Linked DNA regions of Homo sapiens: region 1 is linked to region 2. The links are chromatin contacts, found by Hi-C in ENCODE. All regions are on one chromosome and are shown on one strand. Each heading gives the region's core, a stretch centred on a gene start or an enhancer-like site at or near the end of the contact. The rest is flanking DNA. Distances are from core to core; before and after follow the strand shown. Region 1 holds the start of CHORDC1 (cysteine and histidine rich domain containing 1). Region 2 holds the start of PCF11 (PCF11 cleavage and polyadenylation factor subunit).

Region 1 (4,112 bases), core at 1,591-4,090, 7.1 Mb after region 2:
CTCAAAATTTACTACTGGTGCTCACAGAAATCTCCCTACCCCGTTACTAGCCAGTATTGCTTCCTTAGTAACCATGTGCTGCATAGATACTAGCTAATGTAGAAAGTGTTAGGTATCTTCCTGATACAGTAAGTAAATCCGTGGGATCAGAAAGATGTTATTAATTAAGGGTAGTTGTGGAATTAAGGGCTGAAAAAGGAGGTTGGAAGTAGAAATGGGTATGCAGAAGGACATGAAGTTGAGAGGGGAATGGAAGTAGAGAATAGATCCAGTATTTTCAAACACCAAATTTAAAGTAGTCAGAAACATAAACGCAATGTATAACAGAGTCAGAGGCATAAAATGTCACAATAAGTCAATTTTGGCAGCATGGCAGCAGGAATGAGTCAGATCTGAACCATACAACTAACATGAACACAATTAGAAAGCCACTGCTTTCAAAAACAAGAAGTAACAAGCAAATGGACATTCTTCATTCTTTCTTTAATATCCATCCTTTCTTTATCAGTTTTAAGAGTTTTGGCAAAATTAATATTTTATGGGTGAGAAGCTACAAGACAGTAGCAGTGGTTAAGTGTCCAGGGCTTCTAACATTGGGTCTGACCCTGGCTAAATTTCTCACTGAGCTACTCGCTAGTAGTTCCTTCAGTTTTCCTCGTATACGTCGATTAAAAAAAATACCGTTTGTGAAGCTGTGTTTATTCTAGAATAAGTGTTTAACATATGTAAGTTACCAACTGTGTCTCCCTTAAACACCCTTTAACTTCAGTTACAAGTTAAAACGTTCTATCAGCTTAAAAGGGAGTCTAATTTCTGTCTCTAGGGGGAAAAAAAAATCATGAGACTATAAGTCAACGAGCACGGTAATTATGCCACAGCACCGAGAAAAAAAGCATTTAGTGTAGATTAAGAAATATTTAAAGATGACAGATCCAACATCTGGCTTACGCAAAATGGAACTTGCTTGTGTATTTACCTCTTTTAACTTATTTCTGTCAACTGTACAAGGTCAAACCTCTTCCTAAAAAACCTCCTAACCAACCTTTCTATTTAGTTCTTGTCTCCTACTCCGTATCTCCATTTTCTTCTCCTTCCATTCACTCAATCAGTTTACTTGAAAAATGTATTCTAAGTCTCTAAAAAAACCGTCATTTCGCTAAAGTAAATATACTTATTGGAATTTCTCTGCTGTAACTAGTACTGCTGACCACCCAAGTTTTGAGACGGTTTTCCTGGTCGCTTTCTGTTTCCTAGGCACTGCACCAATTCACACATGGATACAGACTTCCAACAAATGACTATCGCCCCTGAACTTTATTGTCTCATAAGCAAAGCGTCAGTCTTTCCCCTGTATTCTATATTAAAGTAGAATATCTGCAGACATAAGTGCAATTAATGTTTTACATAGGCTGCCAACACCAAAGGGCTTTAAAATCGTTTCTCGATTTTGTCATCGACTGAAATCTCACAATTTTCCTCATGAGTAGCATCATATTTGCATCATAAAAATGTCAGTGGCGGTAACTTGAGTATTGCATAGGTTGGATTTTCCTTTTCCTTAAAACTCTGTATCAATGGTCTTATTTTAAATAACGCTATCAATTTACCTGTGTGCCAAAAATAAGTATTTCAAACATCTCAGAGGTGAAGAGTTCAAAAGGCATCAGTTTTCATCTCCTCCACAATAATGAAGGATGTTATTAATACAACCTCATTGAACTGAGCTTCTCTATCAAATGGGTCTAATTAACATTACATGCGTCCCAGGGTGGTTATGAAGATTAAATAAGATAAAGCAATAATGGCTGGCATGCAGAAAATATAAACTAAATGCTAGTTCAATCTGAAAACGTGTTGTCACTTCTCACGATACGCAAGGAATCATCTCACTTCTTTGTCAATCAAAATTTCAATTCACTGATCATTTCCCGTCCTTCACCTAATAGTCATTTTCGCTTTGGATCCTTAACTCGACATCTAGGTGCTGTAGATGACATTCACTCATTTTATACGGGAGTAGGCATGGTAGTAAAACGTGGAGGCCACAAGAAGAACAAGCAACAAATGCCGCTAGTAATAAAAAGATAACTAACGTACCACCAGGATGAACCTATCAAAACAGCGTGAAGATACAGAGTAATGTCCCTTACCAAGAACACTTGTAAGAGGTTTGTAACAGCGGATCGACTGAACACAAACTTCTACAAGGCAGAGCTTACATGCTAGGACAACCCGCTGCTCATCCCGGCCACCTCTCCCTCTCGCGCAGGCAATCACAGCCATCACTACTTCGGGAACTACAAAGCAAGCTCACCAGTACCTCGTTAATTTTTGCTTCCCCAGAGACTGGAGGGCCAGAGGAGAAACGTGTTCGTTCTAAATTCCAGGCGACTTAAAAGGAGTGCGGGGACGACGGGGGAAACACGTGGATCCATGGGAGCGTCTCTCTCCGCAGTGGCAGAGGACAGTCAGGCGCCGGGGCCGGGCGCTCGCCAAGGGAACGCGGCGCAACAGAGGGGCGGCCGGCGGGCTGCGCGGGCAGCCAAGGGAGGCCCAGGAGGGGCATGGACCTGGGGCCGCGCGAGGACGGCTGCAGGAGATCCGCGGACACCCTCCGGCCCAAAGGGCCTCCCCTGCTGATGAGGTGGAGGGGAGGGAGGGCTGGCGGCGCGTTCCTCTTACCGTCGGAATTGGTCTCAGGATCGAAGCGCTGACCGCAGCCCCGGTTGTAGCACAGCAAGGCCATTTTCTTTTCCCACCGTCACAGGCAAGGCCCAAACACCGGGAACGGCAAGAGGATGCGTTTGCCACTCCCGTGTCGCTAGCACCGGTCTGACGACTGAGGCGGCTACCGGCTTCCGGAAACGATCCGTTGCGTTTCAGGAACCTTCGCGAATTTTCCGGTCGCGCAGGCGCAGAGGAGAAGGGACGAGGCGGAGGTAGCGGCGGGAGGCTGGCACTAGCCCGGGCCACGATAGGTCGGACTACAGCTGGTAGCAACTGGGGGTCGGAAGTGGAGCCCAGACAACAGCGGAGGAGAAATTTCCGGGGCAGAAAATGAAGGTGTCCGAGAGACTGACAATTCTCTTCTGACTTCCTCAGTGCTAACTGGCTTTGGGTATCTCCTGCAGCAAAGTGGCCGCCCCGCCCTCTCATCCCCTGCGACCCAGCACCCTTCTTCCTTGCCTTGAGGCTGCGCCTTAGACAGCCCGGTGGGTATCTGTTTACCCCTTAGCACTAAGGGATAAGTGCACAGTAAGTGCAGAATCATACAGTGTTTCCAAATCCTCAGGGTAGACGTGTGAGCTTAGTAAATGAGAGGAATAGCGGACGAACCTCTCCGTGTGTTTGTGTCTCGAGTGCCCTCATCTCAGGAGCAATTTTAATAACTTAACAGTTGCGGTCACATTACTTTGAAAATACAAAAAACGTAGAAATCAGAGTAGCAAAGAAAATTATGGATCTGATGCTGTGCCAGAATTGATCACAGTTGCTCTAAAGCCCTGGGGTAATAGTTAATATTTCATGTGAGCCTCCACTTAAACGATTTATCAATACTCAGTACACCACTCTTGGAACAGCTAGTAAAACTTCAGGTGCATTATAAAAAGTACAGTAATGCATTGGCTTCAACTTGCATATTTCCCAAACATGGGCGTTTGCAAGAAAAGCAAACACTTTTTGATAACATATACTGAAGGATCTTAAAATAAGATCAGCAGCTTATAAGTGAACCTAAAAATCTATACACTGTTTCCATTGATCTCAAGGTTATTTAGAGATCTGCTCACGTCCTCCTACCCCTAAAGACTTTTTAGTTTTTCATATTCTCTTTCTCTTCTTCTACCTAGAAGTATTAAATTTTCATATTGTGATCCACCATAGATAGGTATGTTTTCTTCATTTAACCTAACGTGAGTATTTTTCTATTTTGTTTCATAGTCATTGTTACAAATGACGGAGTATTCTGTTGAATAAATGCACTGTAATTTAACCTTTCTCTAATTTCCCCAACTTTATTATATATAAGTTACAGTGCTCAACCTGTGTATTGTTTTTCTTATTTCGAATTTCCCCCTTTAGGAAAATTTTTGGAAAGCGACAGTTCTGGG
Region 2 (3,997 bases), core at 1,319-3,818:
TACCACTGGTTCCTGGACAAATGTAGTACTTTTTCACATTACTACATGAGGTTATGATTGAGGTATACATTTCATGAAGGTATGGCCAAGGGGCTATCTTGTTCACCACTGCACCTAGCATAGAGATAGGAAATAACCGGGGCTTAATGTTGGTGGAAAGTAAATTCGTTGCATATTCTGATGAAAGAACTGGTAGTGAAAATCCATGAGAGAAGTTTTGTGCACTTATTTGTATTTAAAATTCCAGTTATCTAGTTTGTGCCCTGTCCTGAGTATTTAAAGAAAAAATGTGCTTGTTACAGTACAGCACATGATTTGAATAAGATTGCTAGTCTCTTGAGTTTTCCATGTCATTTGTGGGGACATAAGTTTGTTGATTTATGTGCTAAGATATATTAATTGTTTACTCTGTATATAGTCTGTGAGGGATACAATAAAAGCCAAATCAGAGCTTTGGAGCCTTTTTTTTTTTTTTTTTAGAAGTTCACTTTGCTGTTAAAAGAAAGTTAAAAACTGTAAAAGGCAGACATTTCTATAATGAAATTCACCTTTAAAATGAAAAGAAAATGAACAGAGGACTATTTCACCCTGGTCATTTCCCTCCAGAAAATAAAACCTTTGGACGTTATTAGTTGAAACTTTCTAGTATATCTAAATAGCACCACTAACAATAGTGTGAAATTATTGAGATTATAAATACTTATTTAACAATACTTCTTAGCTTCAAATGAGGGAAGACCAGTTTTCCTCCCCAGGTTTTACTTTTCATTCATGTGTGATATCATGCTAAGAAAAAAATGGAAAATACATGTCAAAACTTAACCTTTGCAGCACACTTTATGCAGTTCATTATGTTTCAATTAGACAACAATAAAGATGCTAAAAAACTCAAAGAAACAAAAAGAAGAAATGAAAATGTTACTTTATATGGGACAAGTAAAGAGTAGTTTGTTTGTTTGTTTGTTTTTTGAGAGAGAGTTTCACTCTGTCGCCCAGGCTGGAGTGCGGTGTTGCGATCTCGGCTCACTGCAACCTCTGCCTCCCGAGTTCAAGTGATCCTGCCTTAGCCTCCCAAGTAGCTGGAATTACAGGCGGCCGCCACCATGCCCGGCTAAGTTTATTTTTTAAGAGCAATTTCTTCTGGGGAGCAACAAATTATCTCTCAAATGCCTAGTAGCCTACGGAAGGCAATGGAAAAGCAATTTTAGGTAATTGACACTTTTTTTTTTTTGAGACAGACTCTCGCTGTCACCAGCCTGGAGTACAGTGGCGTGATCTCGGCTCACTGCAACCTCCACCTCCCGGGTTCAAGCGGTTCTCCTGCCTCTGCCTCCCGAGTAGCTGGGACTACTATAGGCGCACGCCACCACGCCCAGCTAATTTTTGTATTTTTAGTAGAGACGGGGTTTCACCATGTTGGCCAGGGTGGTCTCGATCTCTTGATCTCGTGATCCGCCCGCCTCGGCCTCCCAAAGTGCTGGGATTACAGGCGTGAGCCACCGCGCCCAGCCCGTAATTGACACATTTTAAAAGCTTATATTTAGGTCAATATCGCTACTCAATGAAAAAATTACGTTTGGTTTGTGTTATGTCGCAGCTCCACGGTGAACTATTTGAAAGCTTTGTGTGTTTTACGAGCATCATTTCCAACCTGGGAAGACAGCCCCACAAGTTTAAAACAAAAGTGCATGCGCGTGTGTGTTTTCCTACGTGCCCCAAATAGTGTATGCTAAGGAGGTTCTGAAATGCAGATTCACAGTGGAGATATTACGGTCCAGCTGGGTGTGGCTGTTGTGAAAAACTCTTCCTAGAGCTCATAGTGGGCTCCTTAAAGAGCTCCTCCAAACCCCCAAGGAAAAAGCCTTTCACACTTAATCTCTAAATAAAAGGCATTTTCCTGGGGATTCAAGTCAGGCAAGCTCGCCTAGGTATTTTTGTGGGTGTGGGAAGCGGCGTGCTGGAAGAAACTCTCCAGCAGTGCTTTCCGAAGTTCCGGGTAAATTGGGCACCTCCCTCCCACTTCCCAGTTCCCAGAGGGGCAGCTGGACCCGCCCTGGCTCTCCAGAGCACCTGAGACGCTAAGGGAGAGGGGGTGCGGCGGCAGAAAGCCTCCGCTCCCTCCAACCCCCGCTCCCTCCAACCCCCACCGTCGGTAGCAGCTACGGGGCAGGCGGGAGGAAAGATGATTGACAGGCCCGCTCAGTGGCTGGGAAGCTAGAGGGAGGGACGAAGAGGGGACGGCTGAGTCTTCTTCTCAAAGTGGTTGGGTTGGGCCGCGGGAACTGCCTTCCCAGGCCTATTGGCTTCCCTGAATGGGTTGTTATGGTAACAAATGACCGAACAGTCCCTTATGAATCGGCCAATGAGAAGGGCCGTCTTTTCCAGTGCGCCTCCGAGCAGTAGATGTTGCGAAAGTCCGGGTAGAGGCCGGAGAAGAAGGCGGTGCCAGGGCGTCCTGCGGAAGGGCCGGGGGCGGGGCTCGTGACGTTGCCGGGACAGCCAATCACGCCTGGTTTTATCAGTGGCCCCGCCCTTTTACCGCACATTTCCCCTCCCCTAGTTCATTTCGCACGACGCAGCGGTTGGGAACACAGACATTTTCGGAGCTGGAGCCGCCACTGCCGCCGCCATTTTGTGTCTGTGGAGAAAGAAGCTTCTGTGGCGGCTGGAAGTGGACGGAGATCACCCGCGAGACGGCGGCGTTTCATACCCGAGGTTCCCCCTGTGTCGTCCCCCATCCCCCCTCCGCGGTCAGCATGTGGTGAAGCCGGAGCCGCGAGAGAGCCGGGGAGAGGAAGAGGAGTCGGAAGGGAGGCGGGGTATCCAGAGCGGCTTCAGCTTCAGCTGCAGCGGACCTCGGAGGGGGGCCGCGGCGCAATGTCAGAGCAGACGCCGGCCGAGGCCGGTGCTGCGGGGGCCCGGGAGGACGCCTGTCGGGATTATCAGTCATCGCTCGAAGACCTGACCTTCAATAGCAAGCCGCACATCAATATGCTGACCATTCTAGCCGAGGAGAACCTGCCCTTCGCCAAGGAGATCGTCTCTCTCATCGAGGCCCAAACCGCCAAGGTTTTTATACACCCCGCAGCCTCCTATTACTTCTAATACTCCCTGATTTTAGTGTCAGCCTCATCCCAGGTCTCGCTTCCATCCCAAGGGGGACAGTGTTCCTTCTCTCCAACCCCCCCACCCCCCTCCAACTCAGGCTCGGTCTTTGGCCCAGGCTTCGAGCATGGGCCTCTGGGGGGGAGGGAGTGGGGAGGATAAAGGGTGGAGTCCCACTTCCGCTTTCCAACTCCCTTTTTAGGCCACCGCATTGTATATCCCGACACACACACGCTTTGAATAGAGCCCTTTGGGGTGGGGGAGACTTAAAGGCAGTTTGTGGTTTGGGGAAGTAAGAGTTAACATAAGCCATTTTAATTCCCTGGGAAGTGGGAGAGTGGGTCTCCCATTTTCCCCAAGCACCCTTTTTGGTAATTGTGTTCTGTGGGTTGGAAGGAGGTGAAGGGGGACCTGGGAGCGAGCTGTTGGTGGGTGGGAATAGGGATTTGGCCCCGAGTGGAGCAGCCGCCTGTTAGGAGCCCAACATGGCGCCTGAAAAGCACATGATGCGAAAGGGAAGAGAGGAGAATCCATTCCCTGCCAGCCAGGCAGCTGCTCACTCCCGTCAGCCCCATTTTGGGGTGGGGGCGGCTAGATAAAACTTTTATTCTCCTATTGGAGGGTCTAATTTGTCCCAAAATAGGGGCAAGTGGGGTTGAGGGTGGGGTTTGGGTGGGGGGAGGAGATCTTATCCAACCTGTAGGTGGAGAACTGGCCCAGAGGGTAACAAGTACTTGCAGTTTCTCTGAAAAGTTCAGTCCCTCCTCCTCTTCCTTTTCTCTTTTTCTCCCTTCCCTGATAGCGAAGGAGTGTTTTTCTTTACCCCTTGACAGAAGTGGTCCTCTGCCACCTTATATTTCCCTGTAGTCCTCCTCTTCTGTGGATTCATATG

The links. Hi-C counts contacts between places; a loop is a spot of excess contacts on that map. Pooled maps may share reads with other maps.
Region 1: a loop to region 2 is called in a pooled map, with 14 times the contacts of the local background. The contact joins the promoter of CHORDC1 here to the promoter of PCF11 in region 2. A Hi-C loop is called at or near these places in 3 of 50 pooled maps.

Annotation. Positions count from the first base shown.
Region 1 is chr11:90,220,209-90,224,320 of GRCh38, forward strand. It overlaps CHORDC1 (cysteine and histidine rich domain containing 1), which reads right to left and starts at 2,841. Exons shown (of 11, transcript NM_012124.3): 1 at 2,683-2,841. The coding sequence starts at 2,746. LOC124902812 (a long non-coding RNA gene) reads left to right here and starts at 2,951. Exons shown (of 2, transcript XR_007062978.1): 1 at 2,951-3,212.
Region 2 is chr11:83,154,563-83,158,559 of GRCh38, forward strand. PCF11 (PCF11 cleavage and polyadenylation factor subunit) reads left to right here and starts at 2,569. Exons shown (of 16, transcript NM_001346413.3): 1 at 2,569-3,069. The coding sequence starts at 2,878. RefSeq lists silencers at 2,145-2,224, 3,675-3,734 and enhancers at 2,425-2,474, 2,539-3,328, 2,625-2,874.